Regions from separate parts of the Homo sapiens genome. Here regions 1 and 3 are each linked to region 2. Evidence: chromatin loops called from intact Hi-C (ENCODE). Cell type or tissue: natural killer cell. All regions are shown on one strand.

Region 1 (8,000 bases), 770 kb before region 2:
GGCGTCTTCCTCATGGTGTGAGTGTCTGCTCCTCTCTGTCATGTGGGAGTGGGAATGCAGGAGAGAGACTGGGTGCTGACTCTGGTGTTACATGAACCCGGCGCCCTCTGGGCCACGTACGCGGGGTTCCAGCTCCCAGGTCGCGAGGAGGAGAGATCCTGCTGTGATGGGACCTTCCTTGATTTGGGTACTTCTGTCAAGCCTAAACATTAAAAACAAACAAACAACAACAACAACAACACTAAATTACTTGCATTTTGATAGACCAGCTTAAGCACACTATTTATATATGGCAGGCTCCTTTTAAAAGCAGCTAGACTTGCTTTCTTGATTTCTATTGTTCCTTCTTTTTGTCATTCATTCATTCATTCATTTATTCACTCACCAGAGGCTGAGCCAATCTCTTGTGGGACAGCAGTATTGGTCAGCAGTATTGCTAGCTTGAAATTCTAGAAACTTGATTTAGAACTAAGGCTGCCAAGGCAGAACCCTTAGGATTTAGACAGGTAGCCTAGATTAGGCGTGAGAACAGGTGTGAGGCAGCAGGGAGAGGTATGCCTGCGGCAGAAGACTGGAGCGACTGTCCCTGCTTCAAAGACATTGACCTCCAAGTTAGTGTCTTTGAAAAACCTGTGACTCTATGGATACGACAAAGCATAGCAGGCATGAGCCAGGTGCAACCGGGGCCAGAGCCAGAAATGTAAGCTAGGATGTGGTGTAATGGCTTTGAATGCTCTGCAGGGAGAGAGCTGTGTGGGTTCTAAGTCAATATTCTCTTTTTGATAAGATCATGAAGAATCAGCAGTAGGGAGTGAGATGGGGCTCTAGGTCAGTGGTTAAGGTTTGAAACAATTCCTTTGGGGAGTGAAGAACCAAAACCTGAGTCGTGTTCTCTCATTTATCCACTTAAGTCACTAGCACGGGGCTGTGAGTGAGCGGGCTGGAGAGCAGATGCTGTACATTAATTTGATTAATTTGTTTTTTAAAACTTTGGGTCTTCAAACCAAATTTTCACACACACACACACACACACACACACACACACACACACACACACACCAAACAAACAAAAAACTTTGGGTCACTGGAACAATAAATCAGGCTTCTTACAAGCTATGATTATAAATCCTTTCCCTACAATAATTAGGCTCCAGTATGGTATAGGCCTTTACAAACTAGAGTCGTAAAATCACCTTAGAGCTAATGACCTGAGGTCTACCAGGGCTGGACAAAGAACTCCACACAAACAGAAGCTTAGATGCTCACAGGCCAAAGCTTAAGAAATTATATTTGTCTGGGCACGATGGCTCACGCCTGTAATCCCAACACTTTGGGAGGCCGAGACAGGCAGATCACTTGAGGCCAGGAGTTCGAGACCAGCCTGACCAACATGGTGAAACCCCATGTCTACTAAAAATACAAAAATTAGCTGGGCATGATGGTGCACACCTGTAATCCCAGGTACTTGGGAGGCTGAGGCACGAGAATCACCTGAACCCAGGAGGCAAAGGTTACAGTGAGCCGAGATCGTGCCAACTGCACTCCAACCTGGGCGACAGAGTGAGACTCTGTCAAAAAAAAAAAAAAAAAAGAGAGAGCGAGAAATAAAGAAAAAAAGAAAGAGGAAGGAAGGAAGGAAGGAAGGAAGGGAGAGAGAGAGGGGGAGGGAGAGAGAGAGAGAGGGAGAGAGAGAGGAAGGAAGGAAGGAAGGAAGGAAGGAAGAAAAAGAAAGAAAGAAAGAAAGAAAGATTAGCTGCAAGTACCTGTGGACAGAGAAGAAAAAAAGGAGAAATCACATCTGCAAGGAAAAATGAATTTGTCTTCCCTTCTTGTTCAAATGTACACAGATACACAAAAATACATTAAACAGAAGATTATTAGGTTGCTGTAAAAGTAATTGCAGTTTTTGCCATTACTTTTAATGTTTAATTGATTTTAAGTTTAATGTTACAAATTTAACAACAATTTAACTTGGTTGTTTGTTAGTGTTTTGGTGGGGTGTGTATATATACCTATATTTCCATCTTTTTTAACTACTTGAAAGGTAGGGTAAATTGCTCTGAAAAATGGTGCACCCCTCATCGAAATTTTATTCACACTTTTTAAAGGGATACAACAAAAAATGTGATATCAAGCTTCAAAGAAAGAAAAAATAAAACAGAGAAATCATCAACAAATTGATGGAGGCTAAAAGCTACCTTAGTTTAGATATACTAATTCTATAGACATGGAGACCTGTGGCATGGAGGCCATAGGATTCATCTCAGCAGCAGGAAGAAGGCTGGTAACTGTCAGATGTTGTTTGATTCATTTCAAGGAGTCTGCAGACTTAGGGTGGCTATGATTTCTTTATTGTTGAATGCAACCAGTCAGCATGGCACGCTTTGCTGTGCTTGGCAGAATTCTCTGCTTCTTGAGGTATCTGGTAAACAACTGGATAATTGCAAAAGGAGGAGATGATACAAGCGTCATCAGTCTAATCAGACTAATTAGAAGAATGCAGTTTCTTTTTTTAAAACTGTTTACTTGCTTGTAGAAACCAGAAAGAGTATGTGTAGTTTTGTTGCAACCAAAACACCACCTGCTCTTTAAAAATGGTGACACCATCCAATCAAGAGCATGGTCTCTTTCAAAACCAAGCAGGAATTCTTACCTCCCAAAAGGATACCAGTGAAAGATCTGGAAGGAGGAAAGTCAGAGAGCCCTGGCTCTGCTCTGATCTTTTATCTTCAGATGGTCCCAGAAGCATTTTATTTTAATTTTATTTTTGTGGAGACAGTCTTGCTTTGTTGCCCAGATTGGTCTTGAATTCCTGGTCTCAAGAGATCCTCCGACCTCAGCCTCCCAATGTGTTGGGATTACAGGTGTGAGCCGCTACCCCTGGCCCCAGGAGCATTTTAGCAGCTGAATAGGATGCAGTGGTGAATGTATTATCTGTTGCAGGGGGGCGTAGGAGGCCTCTCCAGAGATAAGGAGATCTAACAGAGGCACAAGCATCTCGTGATTTGAAGCCCATCATAAAACTTCCCATTTTAGGTATTGACAACAATGCCAAGAGCAGCCACAGGTATCACAAACTGGGCACATTCCTATGGCTGGTGGCAGTTTCTGAGGTTATGGAAAGCAGTTTGTCAGGCTATATAGCAAGGGCTGTAAAAAGACCATGATGCTCTTTGCCGAATAATTTCCATTTTGGGGAATCTAGGTGAAGGAAGTAAGCCAAACTGTGAAGAAATCATCATGAAGAGGGAGGTGTTTTGCAGTATTAGTTATGATAGTGAAGCACTGGAAACAGCCTACATGTCCAGCTGTAGAAGAGTGGCCAAGTGAGTTATGACACATCCATGCGTGGAAGATCACATGGCCCCTGAAATGATAACTAGGTGACAGTCCTAATTTGTTGACAAAAGTTTCTAAGATAATGCATTTGAAAGGGGGTCAGAAAATGATGCATGTATTATCCTAACTGTGCAAATCAGGGGTTAGTCAGCAAGCTTTTCCCAAGAAGGGCCAAGTAATAAATATTTTAGGTTCTGCTGGCCATACACAGTCTTTGTCGCATATTCTTGTTCTTTTTCACCTTCTTTTGCTCTTTCATCTTACTCTTATTCTCCCCCTCCTCTTCCTCCTTTTCAATATTTTCAGTACACATTAGCCATTATCTCACTAACCTTAGAAAAACAGACCTTGGGCAGTGGTTCCCCTACCCCTGATCTAGGAATGTGCATATTTAGAAAATAAAGGCTGGAGATAGTGACTGTATGCGATTTAGAGTAAGAGTCATGGTGCCCTTTTTAGACAGCTGTCTTGGTTTATATGAGTTGTTTAACTCCAACACACAGACACACATGCTCAGACAGGGATCCTGGCATGGCCCTCACTCACTTCTTCTTTGTGCTCTCCCAGACTCAGAAGCCTTGTAGGTCAGAGAAAGTCAGGCTGACCTAGGCCTTTCCAATGAACATTACTTGCTATTTATTTTAGTGAAGATACACAAATATTGTAATTATGGCTTTGGCATCTGCAGGCAAAGGGGAGAATCGTGCCCTTAGGAGGGGATGCTGTGGTGATTGCGAGCATCAGCCCACACCCTTCTGAGGCTCCTTCCTAGTGTGCACCAGTGATGGTATTTGATTTGGCAGCTGCACCTAGATCGATTTAAGAGTTTGTTCTCTATGTCTACATCTAGACAGCTAAGCACTGCTAGAGAAAAGCTACGCACCGGGTACATTGGGTATCCCTACAAACTTAGGATCTCCTGTCTCAAATGGACTTGCCATAGTCTGACAAATCTTTTCTTTTATTTCTTTTGTTTTCTTCCTTCTCTTTCTGTTTTTTTTCTTTTTCGACACCCCCCACACTTTCCTGCAACAGTCTTTTCACTCTGATACGTCCATTTTCCTCTACTTCACCCCTCTCTCAGCAGATGGCTTTACCTCCTTCTTCTCAGAGAAAATAGAAGCCATCATGCAACTTCCCATCATCAAACTTCCAAACACACCTGCTCTCAAACACATCCATCCCTTCTCTGCAGTGCCAGAAGCAGAGGGATTCCTGCCTGCTCAGGTTGATCCCGCCAGCTATATTCTCAATCCCATTCCTTTCCCTGATCCTGATAAAATGGATCATCCCCTTTCTTTTCCATGTCTTTATTCTCTTCCTGTCTCCTTGACTTTCACTCAATACTTAACCAGGCTCTGTTCTCTCCCTTCTTCAGAAATAAAAGCAGAAACTCTTTACCCACACTGCCTCTTCCCTATAGCTCTCCTTCCCCCACACAGGCTCTCAGAGGAGTGATCTGCGCTTGCTGCCTGTGCCCTCCTCTCCTGCTGACTCTCCGGTCCACTCCGATGTGGTTTCCTCCCCCATGACTGCACTTGTTTCAAGTTGGCAGTGACCTCTCTGTGCAATGCAGACAGCACATTGGTTGGTGACAGCCGACCATTCCTTCCTCCTGCAAACACTCCTTTTGTCCCCTAGGTGGCATCACACCCACATAGTTACCTTCCTACTTCTCTGCCTCATCATCTTGGTCTGGTTTGCTGGCCCCTCCTTCCACCACCCATCTTTGTAAATGTTGAAGTCTTCCAGACCCAGCCCTAGGCTGTTTCTCTCTCCAAGCCAGCCCTGGGGATAAATGACCATGGCTAAGCTGCTGGCTCCCTAAGGTACATCCGAAACCCAGATATCTGAGCTCCAAACATACTGACTCCTACACAGTCTTTCCATTCAGTGTCTCTGGCAACAAGACCAACATCCAGCCCATCTTCTCTTTCCTTCCAGAGCATCAGCGCTCCCTGGCACTGCCCTTGGAGCCCTTCCTTGCCTCTACCTCTCGTGTTCAGCGCTTTCCGAGTCCTGCTGCCTCCTATATTATGCCTCCTGTGTCTCCTATATTACATCTCCATCATCCACCAACTCTCCACCAATCCTGCCCCCTTAGGCCACCCTCATGGGCCATGATAACAGCCTCTGCAATGATGTCCCATCCACGTTGGCACCTGTCCAGTCTATCCTTTACACTGTGCCAAGAGTGCTTGCGTTCAGAGAGAAGTCGGGTTGTGCTCCTCGTGTGCTTTCAGCCCCTTATTGGCTACCCCTCGTGGGTCCCCAGGCCCCTATACAGTACATCCCCGCCTTCCCTGGAGCTGTCCCTCCCCAGGTCCCCAGGCCCCTATCCAGTGATCCCCCGCCTGCTCTGGAGCTGCCCCTCCCCAGGTCCCCAGGCCCCCATCCAGTGTACCCTTGCCTGTCCTGGAGCTGCCCCTCTCCAGGTCCCCAAGCCCTGTGTCACTCCTAGGTGGATGATCTGTTTCACCTGAATAACACTGAAGACCCCAGGGCTATTTTATAGAGTATAGGTAGATTTAGTAAGTATCAGTAGGTAATATTGAATCATTCTTTGTTGAATTACTAACTTTATATTTTTTTCCAGTGGAGTTGGATTAAGTTTCCTCTTTTGCTGGATATTGATGATCATTGTGGTTCTTACCTTTGTCTTTGGTGCAAATGTGGAAAAACTGATCTGTGAACCTTACACGAGCAAGGAATTATTCCGGGTAAATATGATTTTCTACCCATTATGAAAGGACTTGAACAGAAACTTGGATTTCTTCATATATTGTGCATTACTTTAAGAGCAGTGCAAACTTATAAGCAGTTTGGTTTAAATTCAGTAAATTTCTTGAAATTATTAAATTCAATAAATTTTCAAATATTCAATAAATTCAGTAGATCCTTTCTATTTGTAAGAGAAAAAAAAATATGGGAGCGTCCTTATTTTCTGATCATAAGCGAAATCAGGGTCAGGAGTTAAAGTCCTGCCGCTCAATGTGGATTGCAGTATTTGGGGAGAAAAGAATTTTCCTCAGCAGTAGTTTCCAAATGTGGCTGGGAACATCAGAAGATCAGTTCCCAGGTTCCTCCCACACACCCTGGGAGATTCCCAGGTGACAGAGGTGTCCACACAGATGAGCCCTATATTTGAAGGGAAAGAGACTGATAAGCGGATGACTCGTGGCAGAGGGCTGACCTGGCACACGTCTAGTAGTGCCACCAGGAAATGAATTCAAGCTTCGCTTTCTCCCTCTCAGTCCAACTCCCACCGACTCCGGGGGACCAGTTGGCAGTTTTGCTTTCTTCATTAATGAGGAAATTTTGTTGTAAGTGTCTGGCTTCTAATTGTGGCTTTTCTGTGTTTTTTTTTTCTCCAGATTCTGATTTTTAAAATATATTTCTATTTCACTCTTTCATTGTATATACATTTTTCCGCCTAAGATCTGTTATGAAATCAGGAGAATACTGTTGTCACAGTATTTTAGTTATTTCACTGGTCGAGGGAGATTAAGTTGAGATCACCAGCAGGTCAAATGATCTCCATTTGGCCTTTTGATAAAAGAAAGACATCAAGCCAGGCATCATTATCTCCTGTAGAGTGTCGAATCATTCAAAGATAATTTTTCTTAAGTACGGGATATTTCAAAACCATTTCTACTTCTCAAGCGCGTACAGTCATGCATTGATTTGCCCATCTTAAATATGTATGATGCAGAGGCAGAGAGTGTGTGAATTTTTTTTTTTTTTTAAGACGGAGTCTCACTCTGTCACCCAGGCTGGAGTGCAGTGGTGCCATCTAGGCTCACTGCCAGCTCCGCCTCCCGGTTTCATGCCATTCTCCTGCCTCAGCCTCCCGAGTAGCTGGAACTACAGGTGCCCGCCACCACGCGCGGCTAATTTTTTGTATTTTTAGTAGAGACGGGGTTTCACCACGTTAGCCAGGATGGTCTCGATCTCCTGACCTCGTGATCTGCCCACCTTGGCCTCCCAAAGTGCTGGGATTACAGGCGTGAGCCACAGCGCCCGGCCAAGTGTGTGAATTTTAATACATTTTGTCCAGAGAGAGAAATAGCGCAGCACTGGGTCCACCACTTAATGGCTGTATATTAGCTATTCTGATCAAATGGTCTACTCTGCTTCTATTTATAATGTGTTTGTTTTATTAAGATAAAGGTTAAAGATTAAAGAGTTCTCGGCGTGGTGGCTCACGCCTGTAATCCCAGCACTTTGGGATGCTGAGGTGGGTGGATCACCTGAGGTCAGGAATTCAAGATCAGCCTGGCCAACATGGTGAAATGCTGTTTCTACTAGAAATGCCATTTCTACTAAAACTACAAAACTAGCCAGGCAGTGGTGGTGCCTGTAGTCCTAACTACTCGGGAGGCTGAGACTGGAGAATCATTTTAACCCGGAAGGGGGAGGTTGCAGTGAGCTGAGATCGCGCCACTGCGCTCCAGCCTGGGCAACAGAGCAAGACTCTGTCTCAAAAAAAAAAAGTTCTCAAAAAAAGTAATTTTAATAATTTTGATTGATGCTACCCATCAATAAATATAATAAATTGATTTATTCCAATTATACTATTATTTTCTAGTTATAAGTTGGAAATCAACCAGAAAAATAATGTTATGAAAAATTTCCAAAATACATTCAACAGAATATTAATT
Region 2 (8,000 bases):
GGGTCGAAGGAGTTTCTTTCAGATTGGCTTTGATGTCTAATAATCCTATCCATTGCTGTTACAAGTAAAATGAACCAAATAGAAAAATAGCTTCTTAGGGAGGGGAAAAAGGAAGCTGTCCCCATCATTTCTGGTGGCCAAGGATTACCGTGGCAGAACTATTGTCTTTTCTCTCGGCCTGTGCTGTCTTTGGCAGAGGCTCCAACTTATGACCTATCTAAATTAAAGTTTTCCCCTGGAGATGGATTTTATGAGGGGAACTTAGCAATTAGGAAAGAATGGCTAGGTTTCTGCCCTGTAGAGTGGGCCAGAAATGTCACATCCAAACCCTGAGATACAAAACACTTCCCCTGATTATCCAACAACCAAGTGCATTTTAGTAATTTGGTTCTCTTCAACCCATCAGTGGCTGCCCAGGGAATGTGAAATGAGGGAAATATCAAGTTGTTTCTTAGTTGTTTTTGGTCATTTCCCTAACAGACATTATCAAAAATATAACAGGAGAAAAGCCAAGGCAAGAAGGACTTCATTTTGTCTTCAGTGATTTTTTGCTCAGTGATGACTGTGTTTTCTTCTGCACTATGCGATGAGCTGGCTGATGTGGCTACAGCTGGGATAATCAGCTGCAACATGGAAAACCCAAAACCACAGCATCTGGGGAGCTTTCCAAAGGCTAATTGGAATTGTTTACCGTGGGCTTTCTTCTTAAATGATTCATTACTCTACAAAACCAGTATGACTAAATTAAATTGTAAATGTGTCCATCATAAAAGGCTAGGAAATACCTCTTTTATTTGCTTCCCATTTCAGCATTACAGTGGAGTTGGAAAAGTGCTTCGCTGTTATCAGCAGCAATATTTGCTGTGAGTTTTTCATAGACCATGGGTGCCTGACCTGTCTATAGAAAAATAAATTTCATTTTACCAAAGTCTTGAGATCATCTAGAGCAGAAGTGGTTGGGAAATAGGCAGATGGGTATAAGCATGGATTTTGCCTCTTTCAGTTACTGTGACTTTGGGAAGGTTGTGGAAACCTCCCCAGGTTCTATTTCCTCTTTTGTAAACTACAGACGACAGTATCCAATCAAGGGTTACTGAGGGGTTTAAGTGGGAGAATAAATAATGAGCACCTGGCACTTAGTAGCTGTTCAGTAAATCCTGTCTTTCTCCCAGAGATTGGCAGCAAAGAGCCTGGGATCCCTGTATTATCCTCCTCCCTCATGAACTCTAGAAGACAGTGAGAGAGAGAGAGAGAGAGAGAGTGAGCGAGCGTGTGTACGGGAGGAAGTGATCATCTAGTGGGAGAGTCACTGCAGATTAGTCAGAGACCTTAAAGATGGGAATATTTCAATCTCCTCGCTTCCAGTCAGAGGTCAAATTCAAGGTTGCAGGAAGGGAGATGACATGTCAGAAGCCCGCTAGCCAGCAGGAGATGGAGCCAGGACTCAGACCTGCTCCTTTGCCATAGTTTAGGCCATGAAAGTTTTCTCCCGAATGATAATAGGCATTATTTATTGAGCACATACTAGGTGCCAGACATTTACAACAACCTTGTGAGAAAGGCTTTATAACTTGCATTTCATTGATGAGGACACTGAGGCTCAGAGAGGCAAAGTTACCTGGCAGAGTCATATAGTCACCCAGGGTATGTTGTGAAGCACCCCCTGGTATACCAGACTTCAAAGCCTTTGTTCATCACACTGTTTGACACTGCTGGAAAGAGGCTCTGAGATTTACCAGCATGCTTCAGTTTCAGAGGTCAGAACATGTGCAGATGAACTAACGGCAGAGGATTCGTAAGCCGAGCCTTTTCTGTTCATTTGTTCCGTACCACATGTAAAAGTTCAATCAGCAAAATCACCTCCGGCCAGCAAAAGAACCACTTCCTGCCCATCTTTTTAGATTGTGTTCTCCTGATGATTTTCAAGGGGGCTCAGAGCCCAGATTAATTCAACAGAATAACAGAGCAAACCAGCTTCATTCCCACAAACATCACGTCCAAGTTGCTATGAGGTGACTTCAGTTCATTATCCGGTTGAGCCTGGAATGGGCAAGCTTCAGGGTGTCCCCACACCCACGGCAGACCCAGGCTCTTGGTGCCCAGATGGAAGGGTGGAAACAGAAGGTCCAGCCCATCTGTCTAATGGTTGTCCCTTGGCCAGCTAGTGGGATCTCCTCAAGAGCTTTGTGTGGCAGCTGCCTCAGCCTGGAAAGAGCTTGGCAAATTAGAAAGGAAAACAAACCCAAAGAGGAAACGCTGCTTGCAGCCCAGGCAGCTTTTGCATTATCACTTTCTCCTCTTTTGTGCTGAGTTTCAGATCTGTGACTTTCAAACAAAAGGGTTTTCTGGCCCAAACCTCCAGCTCGTTGTGAAAAAACCATGCACAAAAGTGGATTCAGCTGGCACAGCCCGTGTGACCTTGTGCCCGTGACTCCACAGCTCCTCTGTTTTCAGTGGGGAAGGAGAGCACAGTAATGAAACACAGGGTGGCTTTGCCATTTCCCAGCGATATGGCCTTGGACAAACATCTTGCCTTCTTTTGACTTCAATATCCATGTCTACAGTAGAAAACAGTAACAGCACTCACTTCAAAGGCTGTCAGGGAATTAAATGAGCTCACAAGTATGGAATCCTTAGAACAATCCTGAGTTCCTGCTGCATGCCCTGTGGGTTCAATGTACACTGTTATTATATTTTCTCATCAGTAAAACGAGAATAGTAATAGCACTTGCGTAGGATTGTTGTGAGGTTCAAATGACCACATGTTTCTGAAGAACTTAGTACACAGTGGGTGCTAGGAACTAAATACCAGATCTCATGCAGAGAGGCTGAGCAGAGATGCCTTTAAGAGGGTTGATTTGGAGACCTTGAATGCAGACAGCCAAGTCTGGTCTCTGCCAATTACCAAATAAGAATTAGACAGATCAGGTCATTAACTTATGCAGTTGATAGTTCCAGGAGGTGATATTTGAGGAAAATGAAAAAGTCAGGCAGGCAGCAGGGTGTGTGGTGAAAACACAGTGGGCTGGGGTCAGAAGTCCTGGCTTGGAATCCTGACGCGACCGTCTGGATGTAGGTAGCCTTGGGCAAATCTCTTCTTCACTTTGGCTTCAATTTCTTCTTCTGTAAAAGGAGAATTTGGTGATGTCCCAAATTCCTTCTAATGCTAATACCAGATAATTTAATGTTATTTTCGGGCATCACTCCCATTCACTGCTAGTGGGAATGATAAAACAATAAATTTATTCAAGTGAATAATTTAGCGTAATCTAGTTCATATGAAGATATGCACGTCCACCTCCATTATGGTGTGTCTCAATAATTTTATACCTGTTCATTCAAAAAATATTTATTGAACCCTAATTATGTCCCAGGTGCTGTTCTAGTAGCTAGGGATACTCCAGTGAACAAAACAGATAAAAATCCCAGCTGTCAAGGAGTTTATGTTCCAACAAGGTAGACAAATCACTCACAAGAAAAAAATTTAAAAAATAAGTGCTTAAGGGAAACTGAAAAAGTAGGGAAGGTTGTGGTTTTGGATGGGGTGTGTCTGTTTCCCCACTGGATGGGAGCATGGCCTCATCCAGGGCGGTACCTGGCACGCAGTAGTTTCTGATTAAAGGTTAGGTGAACAAATGCCCAAATGAGCAGACCCTGAGTCCTGAAAAGACTGATTTGATGCACATGTGTGTAGTCTGCGTATTTTTATCTGAAATGAATTAGCACCAGCAGTTTCCAGAGCAGAGCTGAAATGATTACATTACCATTATTTTAAATCTGAGAAGCACTAGGGAATGAGAACCACATCCTCCTCCCAAACCAGGCCAAACAGAGGAGGCCACAGAGCGGCCTTATTTGCACATTGCTGCCCCCTGGTGCTGGTATAAAAATATGGCCACATTTGCTTACCTCTAGGGTAAAATGAATTAGGCTGGTGCAAAAGTAATTGCGGGCTTGGCCATTGAAAGTAATGACAAAAACTGCAAATACTTTTACACCAACCTAATATCAGTGAGCACACAGCACCATCACTGAAGTATTGGGATTAAATTGTCAGTGTGGTGATGACCACGTTTGTCAAATCCAAAAGTCTGTACAGTATGGCCTTAAGGGGGCAGTGGCTAGAATATTAAGGACTATTTCAGATAAGTCAGTGCAATGATTTTATTTTCACGATGACACATGATGTCTGCTCAGATATCACTTTTTGGGAGTTTATAACTATCCAAATGGATCAGAGCTCATAGAAACCTAAGCTATTTCCTAGTCATAGGACTCCGGGAATGTTTCTTAAGGAGTTCATGTGTAGACTTCAGGGACCATCTGACCTTCTGTTTGAGAACAATGTTCCCCAAATGTGTAAGGAAGTGTTAGATCTAAATAACTGAGGAGTGCTGGGCCAGTTGCCCAAGGTGAGTCCTCCACGAAATGAGACACTTGTGTTCACTTAGCACAGTGGTTCCAGTTTGAATTCTATTTCGTTTATACACACATTCCCCATTTTACCTCATATCAAGGTGGCTGGTAATCAGGTAGTTTCCTAACCACCCTAAGTCCTTGTTTTCTCATCTAAAAACAGGAGAAAAATAATACTTACTAAATAAGGTTTAATCAAAAAGAAAATAGTCATGTGAAAGAAAGTAATAAAATATCAGGCACCCATTAGATGCTTAATAAATGCTTTTAAAAGCAAGCTTGGGAAACACTGACATTGATGGAAACTTACAAAGCATTTCAAGATTCGTCAGTGACAGGAAGACTTCTCTGATGAATTATTCCTGGCACTAAGGTCATTGTAAGATAATGAACACTATCAAACAGTGAAAAATCCTAATAAACTTTGTTTTATTCCAGGTGTGTTTCTATCAGAGTACTTTGAAAACCATTACATTGAAAATGTTGCTATCTTTTGTGTTTGAAGATAACACTATTTGCCCAATTTCTTTTTTTCTTTGGTTCTGATTGAAAATAGTATTATATTATAAAAACTAATGTTTCCTACATTGGGCACCCACAAAAACTGCCTTGGGGCCTGCATCTTAGGGTTCTGCTATGGGATAAATGTTTGTATCTTCCTAAAATTCATGTGTTGAAACCTAACCACCAATGTGATGGTAGTAGGAGGTAGAAATACCGTAAGGTGAGAATGTTTAGTGTCTTATAAAACAGACCGCAGAGAACTGCGCTGCCTCTTCCGCCATGTGTGGACAGAGCAAGAAGGCACCACCTATGAACCAGAAAACAGTCCCCCACCAGAGAGTGGATCTGCAGTGCCCTGATCTTAGACTTCCTCCAGAATTGTGAGCAATAAATTTCTGCTGTTTATTAGCTATCTAGTTTTTGGTATATTTTATGGAAGCCCAAGTGAACTAAGATGGGTTTCTATTTGTAGAATCAACTGCTTTTCCTCTTAAAAAAATTGTAGGTTTTTTTTTATTACTACAAAAGTGATATGTGATTATTGTAAAAAAAAAAATTGAAACATTACAGAAACACATGGTCTGTAAAGGAAACATTTTCCGTAATCCCAACTTTCTTTTAAAGGTTTGGCATATGATTGTGTTCATTTTGTTTCATGAATACACCAACTTATATGCGAGTGCTTTAACAAGAATGGGATCATACTAACATGTTCTTCTGCAATTTGAGTTTTTTTAACGTTCGGCATCCTGGATAAGTTCCACATCTTTCTGCCACTTCTCTCTCTCTCTCTCTCTCTCTCCCTCTGTCTTCTTTTTCTCTCTGTAATTGATGTATAGTGTTCCATGGTGAGGTGTACCTATTGTAACTCTGCAGTTTCCTTTCTAGGTAGTCTGCTGCCTTTATTCAGCAGAAGATCAAAGATCCCACCCATGCATGGTATCTCAAGGACTGGAGGGGGAAAAAAAGACAGCAAGTGGGAGTGCCCTCATTTGAGACTATATTTGAGTGAGCATTAAGTAGTGAGTAGCTGAACCTGTAGAGGCTGAAGGGCCTAGAGGCATTGTGGACAAGGCTCCTTGGCAGCTGAAAGATGAGCGGTGTGCTATGAATCCCACCTTACCTATAAGAATGGTACACTTTAATTGGAGGGTTCTTATGGTTTCTATTTTAAGCTTCATTCATATATCATTTATTCAGTCAACAAACATTTTTGAGTGTCTACTCTGAGGCAACCAGGAATGCAGAAATAAATTTTCTTAATAGATACAAACTGATAAGTATCCACAGAGCAATTGCATTCTATGGGACACAATTCATTTGCATTGATCTGGTCACAAATATTTGCATGACTCAGCTTTCTACAATTTACAGAGTAGTAGAAGGATTCAAAGACAATGAGGCTGGGCGTGGTGGCTCACATGGTGGCTCAATCCCAGCACTTTGGGAGGCCAAGGCGGGCAGATCACTTGAGGTCAGGAGTTCGTGACCAGCCTGGCCAACATCGTGAAACCCTGTCTCCGCTAAACATACAAAAATTAGCTGAGCATGGTGGCACACGCCTGTAATCCCAGCCACTTGGGAGGCGGAGGCAGGAGAATCGCTTGAACCTGGGAGGAGGAGGTTGCAGTGAGCTGAGATGGTGCCACTGCACTGCAGCCTGGGTGACAGAGCAAGACTCTGGCTCAAAAGAAAAAAAAAAAATTAAAAGACAATGAAAGGCAGAGATCACCCAGAAAGGTATATTAGGCTGAACATCCGGGAAGTTTTTTCTTCCTCTCATTTTAAAGACTTTCAGAATTTTAATGGACAAATATCACATTAACATACAACCGAAAAAAATGTGGCACGTAAATGCCAAGACCATGGAGATAAAGGCAGTTTAAAAACAGCAGAATTAATTTATCTGTAAGATGACTTTGGTAGGAGGAAAGTACACCAATCTTTCTACAAAACAGCAAGGAAGTACGGGGGCTGATGTATTTAGCACACATTGTTACTTGATATTGGAGGGCCCGCATAGGAACACTTGATGTTTATTAGTGGGTGATGGGGATTTCATCATAGATTGCAGCTATTTCCTTTAACCTGAACTTCAGGTCAGCTGGAACCTCCCAGACATCAGCAAATGTAAGCCCAAGCCTCTTCCTCTCCAGGTGCTCTGATTACCCAGGTGCTTCTTGTTCAGTTCCAGCTCCTGCTTCGTTTCTTGCCTGAGGGTTGTATCTCTTTTTTGATCCCAGCTTCGCTGGCTTTGACCCTAAGTTTTTCCAAGAAAATAGGACTTCACTTTCTTCCTTTCATCCCTGTGATATTGTTCTGATTATAAGATTGCGATGGTTAATATTAAGTGTCAACTTGATTGGATTGAAGGATGCAAAGTATTGTTTCTGGATGTATCTGGGTGTTTCTGGGTATGGCCAGAAGAGATTAACATTTAAATCCGTAGACTGGGAGATGAACACCCACGAACAATGTGGGTGGACACCATCCCATCGGCTGCCCACGTAGCTAGGAAAAGCAGGCAGAAGAAGGTGGAAGAAGCCGATTTGCTGAGTCTTCAGGCCTCCATCTTTCTCCCGTGCTGGATGCTTCCTGCACTCCAACATCAGACTCCAAGTTCTTTGGCTTTTGGACTCTTGGACTTACACCAGGGGTTTGCCAGGGGCTCTTGGGCCTTCGGCCACAGACTGAAGGCTGCACTGTCAGCTTGTCCACTTTTGAGGTGTTGGCACTTGGACTGATCCACCACTGGCTTCCTCGCTCCCCAGCTTGCAGACGGCCTATTGTGGGACTTCACCTTGTGATCAGGTGAGTCAATTCTCCTTCATAAACTCCCTTTCATATATACAAATATCCTATTAGTTCTGTCCGTCTAGAGAAACCTGACTGACACAAGGGGTCATATCCAATCATTGAGACTTTTGGAGTATCCTGGATAGAGGCCATCCTGTGTCTCCCACCAGCTGAGCTCAGAAAATAGAGAAAAACTGCAAGCTTTTGGAGAACCTTCAAACATCATGTTTAAAGAAAATTTAATTTACTTTCTTTTGGCTGAGCTCTTGTTTTGAACCCATACA
Region 3 (8,000 bases), 730 kb before region 2:
TTTTTTTTCTTTTTTTTTTTTTTTAGATCTGACCTCTCCCTGACAGACAACCATCTCTTTTTATATTATGCCGCTTTCAATCCAACGTTCTCACACTGGAAGAAGAGAGTTTCTAATCAGATGCAACGGCCCAAATTCTTGATCTGCAGCTTCTCTGAAGTTTGGAAAAGAAACCTTCCTTTCTGGAGTTTGCAGAGTTCAGCAATATGATAGGGAACAGGTGCTGATGGGCCCAAGAGTGACAAGCATACACAACTACTTATTATCTGTAGAAGTTTTGCTTTGTTGATCTGAGCCTTCTATGAAAGTTTAAATATGTAACGCATTCATGAATTTCCAGTGTTCAGTAAATAGCAGCTATGTGTGTGCAAAATAAAAGAATGATTTCAGAAATACGACTTTAGTCTTCTTAATGAACGTGATACCTAGATGCTATAGGGATCATGTATACCCATGAAGTCACTATTATTTTATTCAGGGTGCCATCGTGCATTACACAGACTAGGTGGCTTAAAGCAACAGAAATGTGTTCTCTCACAGTGATGGAGGCAAGAAGTGCCTCAAGATGTCACCAAAGTTAGTTTCTCCTGGAGGGTCTCAGGGAAAATCTGTTCAATGCCTCTCTGTCAGTTTCTTAAAGTTGCTGGAATCCTTGACATTCCTTGGCTTATAGACATATCACTCTAATCCCTGCCTCTGTCTTCACATGGAATTTTCCCTTGCGTGTGTGTCAAATTTCCCTCTCCTGATAAGGGCACCAGCCATTGGATTAGGGTCCATCCTAATCAAGAAAGACCTTATCTTAACTCCATCATGTCTGCAAACACCCTATTCCCAAATAAGATCATATTCACAGATTCCAAATGGACATAAATTTTTGGTGGGCACTATTCAACCCAGCACAGCCACCATGCAGCAATAGCAACTAGCCAAAAAGATAGAGAAGTGAACCTGAAAAAGAACAACCCTGTACACTCAGCAATTAAATTAATCAACAGAGTTGGAAAGGAAGAAAATTAGATTTTATTAGACATACGCGAAAAGTGACTCACTTCTTAATTTCGTATTTGTCTTACCTAAGAACACATTAATAGTCTACTCTCTCTCTTTTTTTTCTAATGGCTATTTATTTATTCGAGATGGGTCTCGCTCTGTCACCCAGGCTGGAGTGCAGTGGTGCAATCTCGGCTCACTGCAACCTCCGCCTCCTGGGTTCAAGCGATTCTCCTGCCTTAGCCTCCCGAGTAGCCGGGATTACAGGCATGTGCCACCATGCCCAGCTAATTTTTGTATTTTTAGTAGAGACAAGGTTTCACCATGTTGGCCAGGCTGGTCTTGAACTCCTGACCTCAGGTGATCCGCCCGCCTCGGCCTCCCAAAGTGCTGGGATTACAGGCGTGAGCCACTGTACCTGGCCCACTAGTCCACTCTTGATGTACTTAAATTGTTTCCCCAACTAGCCCAGCAGTGCCCAACCCTAGCTACATAATGGAGTCACCTGGGGCAACTTTTCAAAAACACTGGTGCTTGGACGTCAGCACCAGAGGTTACGGTGTAACTGGCCAGGGATGGGGCCTGAGCATGTGCAATTTTACATTTCCCCTGGTGACTCTAATATGCAGCCAAGTTTGAGAAACACCGCCCTTAATTAATTGAATTAGAATCTCTGGGGTGTATCCTAAGTAATTTCCAGGCAATTCTATGTGTAACCTGAGTTGAAGACTACTAATATGGCCTCTATATGTAGTTCACACAATTAAGAAATATTTATTCATCATCAACTATGTCCCAGGCACTGTGCAACACATTGGCTAGGGGAGACATGAACTAACCAACTAGGTTTCACATCTTAGAAGTGCAGTGAAGTAGTGGAAACCAAGACAACACATTGATGAGTGTTGGAGATGACACAGAAGGCGGTGGGTGGGGGCAGCCAGGGGACGTTTGCTGGGGTTGAGTTTCTAAAATATATATACATCAAGCATCTACTGTGACATACCAAGTCTATTTCTTATAAGGGCTCTGAGCCTTTCACTCACCCCCTCATATAGCTCTCACTACATCCCTAGGAGGTAAGTAGTTTTATTCCCAATTATAAACCAAGGGACTTGAAAGTCTGGAGAGGTGAGTTGTACACAGCTTGTTAAGAGTCAGGACAGCAGAGAAATCCAGGTTCACCCAATTCTAATGCTCATGGCGTTCAATTTGTAAACATCACAGGATAGGCTGGGATTTGTCACAGACCATTTTTCACCAACATTTTAAACTAACATCACCATATAGCTGACCAGTGATTTTAAAGATGAAAATCTGTGCTACCCAAAGGGTGACAGGTGGGGCAGAGGCATCTGCTTCTGCTGGGGAGCTTTAGAAATGCTAATTCTTGGCCGGGGACGGTGGCTCATGCCTGTAATCCCAGCACTTTGAGAGGCCGAGGAGGGCAGATGACCTTAGGCCAAGAGTTTGAGACAAACCTGGCCAACATGGCGAAACCCTATCTCTACTAAAAAATACAAAAAATAGCTGGGCGTGGTGGTAGGTGCCTGTAATCCCAGCTACTCAGGAGGCTGAGGCAGGAAAATCACTTGAACTAGGGAGGCGGAGGTTGCAATGAGCCAAAATCATGCCCCTGCACTCCAGCCTGAGCGACAGAACAGGACTCCATCTCAAAAAAAATGCTAATTCTCAGGCCCCACCACAGACAAACTGAACCAGAGTATCTGGGGTGAGGCCCAGAAATGTGTATTTTAACATTTCCATGTGTTTTATGCAGAGTAACATTGGCCAAGCAATATTTCAGTCATCCTAAAAGGAAAGGCTTTGTTAAACCTTAAAGCAGATAATTCTGACATAGGCTACAATATGGACGAACCATGAGTACATTATGCCAGATAAAATAAGCCAGTCACAAAGGACAAATACTGCATGATTCCACTGATATGAAGTACCTAGACTAGTCAAAAATCACAGATACCAAAAGTAGAATGTTGGCTGCCAGAGACTATGGTGAGGTGAGAATGGGAAGTTAGTTTAATGTTTACAGAGTTTTAGTTTTATAAGATTAAAAGAGTTCTTGAAGTGGACAGCAGTGATGGTTGCATAACAAATGTAATTAATACTACCAAATTATACACTTAAAATTGTTAAGATGGCATATTTTATGATATACGTATTTTATTTGAATTTTATAAAGAAATTTTAAAAAAGAAAAGGAAATTCTTTTCACCAAAAGGTGCTGAAATAACAGCATATCCATGAGAAAAATATGAATATCTACTATTACTTGATACAAAAAAATGAACTGAAATTTGTTTATACACTGAAATGTAAAGGGTGGTTTCTCCCTAATACTGGGGGTGCTCCTTTCCTTCGACAGTGACATAATCTATTTGTTCTAATTCAGTAACTGCTACATCCATCTTTATTAATCAAGTACTCACCCACACCCAGGCCTTCCTCATTGATGGGTCACCAATCATGAGGGCTGGGAACAGTAGTAGAACTCAGCCACTGAAAGAGTTCATTACAGTTCACAAATTCTAGCAATTAATCATATGATCTTCCATATTCAATAAGCCAAACCAGGGAGTGGTAGAAGCAACAGATTGGAGTCACCCTCTTTGTGTTGTCACTGATGGTGTCAAATAATGATGAAACCAGTGAAGATTCCCAGGTGGTAGGGTCAATTTAAAAAAAGAAAAAGAGCAGCGGTTGAGAGATTTTATGGTGAAATCATAGACATAGAGAACCGATCTCCCTGAATCCCTGCCTCTTCTGTCCTGATTTTCTCCAATCACCTCCTCCAAGGGGAATGTTTCCTCTGAGGATCAGCTGCATGTAATGCTCACATTGTCTGCTAAAGATGTGTAGGACACAGTGCCGATAACATCATTTGTCTAGTAATTTTCTCAGTCACATCTTCCAAAGTCTATCTTACCACTTAAAAATGACGCCAACCTGAGACCAAGGACATGAAATGTGCATTGAATGTTTTGTCCATTAGCCCACTACTGGGGGCACCATTGCTGTGAACAGTACGGCATCGTCTAATTACAAGTGAACCGGATACTAAGCCAAGCAGAGAATAGTCTCCAGTGCCACTACGGTGTGGCCGGAATCTGCCAGCTTCACAGAATGGCAACTCCATGATGACAGTTGTCAATTGCCACTGCGTACCAGTAATGGCCACCAGGTGACAGCAGAGGACCAACGTATTGTATTTGCCAGACAAAGTCAGGCCCCACCCCCAGAGCTAATGATCCCTGTCACCTTTAGACTGAGAGATCAACTGTGGAGAGGAACCAGAGGAACCACAGTCCCAGTAGGCCATTTTATTCTCTGTGGCACTCAGATGAGGTTTAACTTTTGAGTCTATTGTGTTAGTGGCAAGATTACCATCTCCAGTCCAATAATGGATTGAGGCAGTGATGCTGGCCACCAGGGCTGGAGGGTCCAGTCACCCACTTGGCTTCATGTTGTCTCACCTCATATGCATCCCTTCCATGGCATCCACAAGGGTTACAAAAATGTCTCCTGAGGCTGCAGTAGTGGCTGTCAATAGCTTATAGCCCCATAGAGGAGTGTCCTTAATATACCGGTCAGTTGTCACCAACCAGACAGCTTGCTGGCTGTACCCAAGAGTAGGTGAAAAAGGCATGTCTGGTTCTTACGAGCACTGAATAAGGCAAAGGTAATGGCTTTCCATATAGCTCATTGGGCTACGGGCTCCTCCTGCAGCAGCTCTTCCAGAGTTGTCTCTAGGGCTAGATGGCTGCTGCCACCAGGTGGACACCAGCACTTTTAGTCTTCAGTAAACCAAGCCCCAGCATCCTCACAGACTTCCTGGGAGTGGTCTCCAGGTAGTCAAAAGCTGTCCCTCTGAGTAATCAAGAGAGGGACAAGAAGACCCTAAAGGTGAGGTCTCAACTTACTTGTGTAAGGAGAATTATCTATGAGACCAGACTTGCCCTATGAAGTGTTCCACTTCCATTTAATATGAGAAATCTGTGCATTTTCGATTCTGCCCTTAGTACTTGAGGGGAACCTGACAGGTGGGGCTTTAGTTTTTACAAATAAGGCAAATAGTTGTCCAATTAATCAAATGGATGGATTTAAACTGGTGGCATTGACCTACATGATCTCCACTATACATTCCTGCACTTACGTTCAGCAATTCAAAGGTTATTTGATTTGGGGGGCATTTTGGACACTAGGACAATTATTGACATTTTTCACAATTATCAATCACACCTTCTGCAGAAAAAATTTAAGTGATTCCAGATGATGCATAAATTATGGCATCTAGCTGCTTTGAATAAAATGGCTAAGAAAAATATGAGCATAAAAATCCTTTGCTAGGTGACACAGTTTGGCCCTATCTCCACCCAAATCTCAACTTGAATTGTATCTTCCAGAATTCCCAATGTGTTGCAGGAGGGACCCAGGGGGAAGTAATTGAATCATGGGGCCCAGTCTTTTTCCCATACTATTCTCATGATATTTAATAAGTCTCATGAAATCTGATGGATTTATCAGGGGTTTCTGCTTTTGCTTCTTCCTCATTTTCTCTTGCCGCCACCATGTAAAAAGTGCCTTTCACCTCCCACCGTGATTCTAAGGCCTCCCCAGCCATGTGGAACTGTAAGTTCAATTAAACCTCTTTTTCTTCCCAGTCTCAAGTATGTCTTTATCAGCAGTGTGAAAATCGACTAACACAGTAAATTGGTACCAGTAGAGTGGGGCGTGGCTGAAAAGATACCCAAAAATGTGGAAGCGACTTTGGAACTGGGTAACAGGAAGAGGTTGGAACAGTTTGGAGGACTCAGAAGAAGACAGGAAAATGTGGGAAAGTTTGTCACTTCCTAGAGACTTGTTGAATGGCTTTGTCCAAAATGCTGGTAGCAACATGGACAATAAATCCAGGCTGAGGTGGTCTCAGATGGAAATGAGGAACTTGTTGGGAACTGGAGCAAAGGTGACTCTTGTTATGTTTTAGCAAAGAGACTGGTGGCATTTTGTCCCTGCCCTAGAGATTGAACTTGAGAAAGATGATTTAGGGAATCTGGTGGAAGAAATTTCTAAGCGGCAAAGTATTCAAGAGGTGACTTGTGTACTGTTAAAGGCATTCAGTTTTAAAAGAGAAGCAGAGCATGAAAGTTTGGGAAGTTTGCAGCCTGACTATACGATAGAAAACAAAAACCCATTTTCTGGGGAGAAATTCAAGCCAGCTGCAGAAATTTGCATAAGTAGCAAGGAGCCTAATGTTAATTCCCAAGGCCATGGGGAACATGTCTCCAGGCCATGTCAGAGACCTTCAGGGCAGCCCCTCCCATCACAGGACCAGAGGTCCAGAAGGAAAAAGTGGTTTAGGGGGCCAGGCCCAGGGTCCCCATGCTGTGCGCAGCCTTGGGACTTGGTGACCTGTGTTCCAGCTGCTCCAGCCATGGCTGAAAGGGGCCAATGTAAAGCTCAGGCTGTGGCTTCAGAGGGTGGAAGCCTCAAGCCTTGGAAGTTTTGAGTCTCACAGGGGCACCAGCTGCTGGGTCCATCCCGCAGACCCTGGCCAAGCGACAGATGAAAGGAGTACTCAGACACAGGCATGCAGTGTAAGAGCAGCTAGGGGGCTGCTGGCACTAGGGACCAAAGAAAAGAGCAGCCTCGATAAGCTGGAGCTGCTTGCTTTTATTTAGTACAGGCATAATGCCGAAAGCCTGGAGCAAACACAGTCTGTGGGTAATTAACATTTATTATTCTCCTTTTAGGGAACTGGTCACGCGCGGATGATCAAAGGTCTTTTTCTGGTCAAAATGAGTAAACAAGCCTATTTAGATAAATTCCCCTGCACTCCCTTGTACCTACTTCTCACCCACTGCCTCAGGGTAAGAGAACAGCTGCCTTTATCTTATTCTCCCTGAAGCTTTGCAGAGCCTTCTGACCTTTCCAAAGGTTTGTGCCCTTTGCCTATAATTTCTCCCACCACTTTGACTGATCTCCTACAGTGTTGAGCCTGCAGATGCACAGAAGTCAAGAGCTGAGGTTTGGGAACCTCCACCTAGATTTCTGAAGATGTATGGAAATGCCTGGATGCCCAGGCAAAGGTTTGCTGTAGGAGTGGGGCCTTCTTGGAGAACTTTTGCTGGGGCAGTGCAGAAGGGAAATGTGGGGTTGGAGCCCCCACACATAGTCCCTACTAGGGCACTGCCTAGTGGAGCTGTGAGAAGAGGGCCACTGTCCTACAGACCCCAGAATGGTAGATCCACCAACAGCTTGCACTGTTGTGTGCCTGGAAAAGCTGCAGACACTCAGCGTCAGCCCATGAAAGTACCCAGGAGGGAGGCTGTACTCTACAAAGCCACAGGGACAGAGCTGCCCAAGACCATGAGAACCTACCTCTTGTATCAGTGTGATCTGGATGTGAGACCTGAAGTCAAAGGAGATCATTTTGGAGCTTTAAAATTTGACTGCCTGGCTGGATTTTGGACTTGCATGGGCCCTGTAACCCCTTTCTTTTGGTCAATTTCTCCCATTTGGAACAGCTGTATCTACCAAATACCTATACCCCCATTGTATCTAGGAAGTAACTAGCTTGGTTTTACAGGCTCATAGGCAAAAGGGACTTGCCTTGTCTCAGATGGGACTTCATACTGTCAACTTTTGGGTTAATGCTGAAATGAGTTAAGACTTTGGGGGACTGTTTGGAAGGCATGATTGGTTTTGAAATTCAAGGACATGAGATTTAGAGGGGGCAGTGGCAGAATAATAAGATTCAGCTGTGTTCCCTTTGAAATCTCAACTTGAATTGTATCTCCCAGAATTCCCATGTGTTGTGGGAGGGACCCAGGGGAAGGTAATTGAATCATGGGGGATGGTCTTTCCCATGCTATTCTCACGGTAGTTAATAAGTTTCATGAGATGTGATGGGTTTATCAGGGATTTTGGCTTTTGCTTCTTCCCCATTTTCTCTTACTGCTACCATGTAAGAAGTGCCTTTTGCCTCCTGT

What was found. Hi-C counts contacts between places; a loop is a spot of excess contacts. Peaks named below come from ENCODE experiments on the same cell type or tissue, not always from the same donor. Only the 100,000 strongest peaks of a DNase experiment are listed, where the experiment ranks them.
Region 1: a loop joins it to region 2, with 9 times the contacts of the local background. A loop is called at or near these places in 7 of 110 quality-filtered maps.
Region 3: it touches region 2 in a loop (26-fold over the local background); 8 of 110 quality-filtered maps call a loop at or near these places.

Annotation. Positions count from the first base shown.
Region 1 is chr4:15,998,555-16,006,554 of GRCh38, reverse strand. It overlaps PROM1 (prominin 1), which reads left to right. Exons shown (of 28, transcript NM_006017.3): 13 at 1-17; 14 at 5,936-6,059. Among named protein-coding and RNA genes, the nearest start is that of FGFBP2, 39 kb to the right of the region's middle. In natural killer cell, a CTCF peak has its summit at 4,975 (motif pointing right); a DNase peak (open chromatin) is centred at 4,984.
Region 2 is chr4:15,227,579-15,235,578 of GRCh38, reverse strand. The region is part of intron 2 of C1QTNF7-AS1 (C1QTNF7 antisense RNA 1); the gene reads left to right. Among named protein-coding and RNA genes, the nearest start is that of C1QTNF7-AS1, 200 kb to the left of the region's middle. In natural killer cell, CTCF peaks have their summits at 3,674 and 3,875 (motif pointing left); DNase peaks (open chromatin) are centred at 1,778 and 3,868.
Region 3 is chr4:15,952,638-15,960,637 of GRCh38, reverse strand. It overlaps FGFBP2 (fibroblast growth factor binding protein 2), which reads left to right. Exons shown (of 2, transcript NM_031950.4): 2 at 27-393. Among named protein-coding and RNA genes, the nearest start is that of FGFBP2, 6.5 kb to the left of the region's middle. In natural killer cell, CTCF peaks have their summits at 4,004 and 4,209 (motif pointing right); a DNase peak (open chromatin) is centred at 4,217; H3K4me3 peaks cover 581 bases; H3K27ac peaks cover 2,105 bases.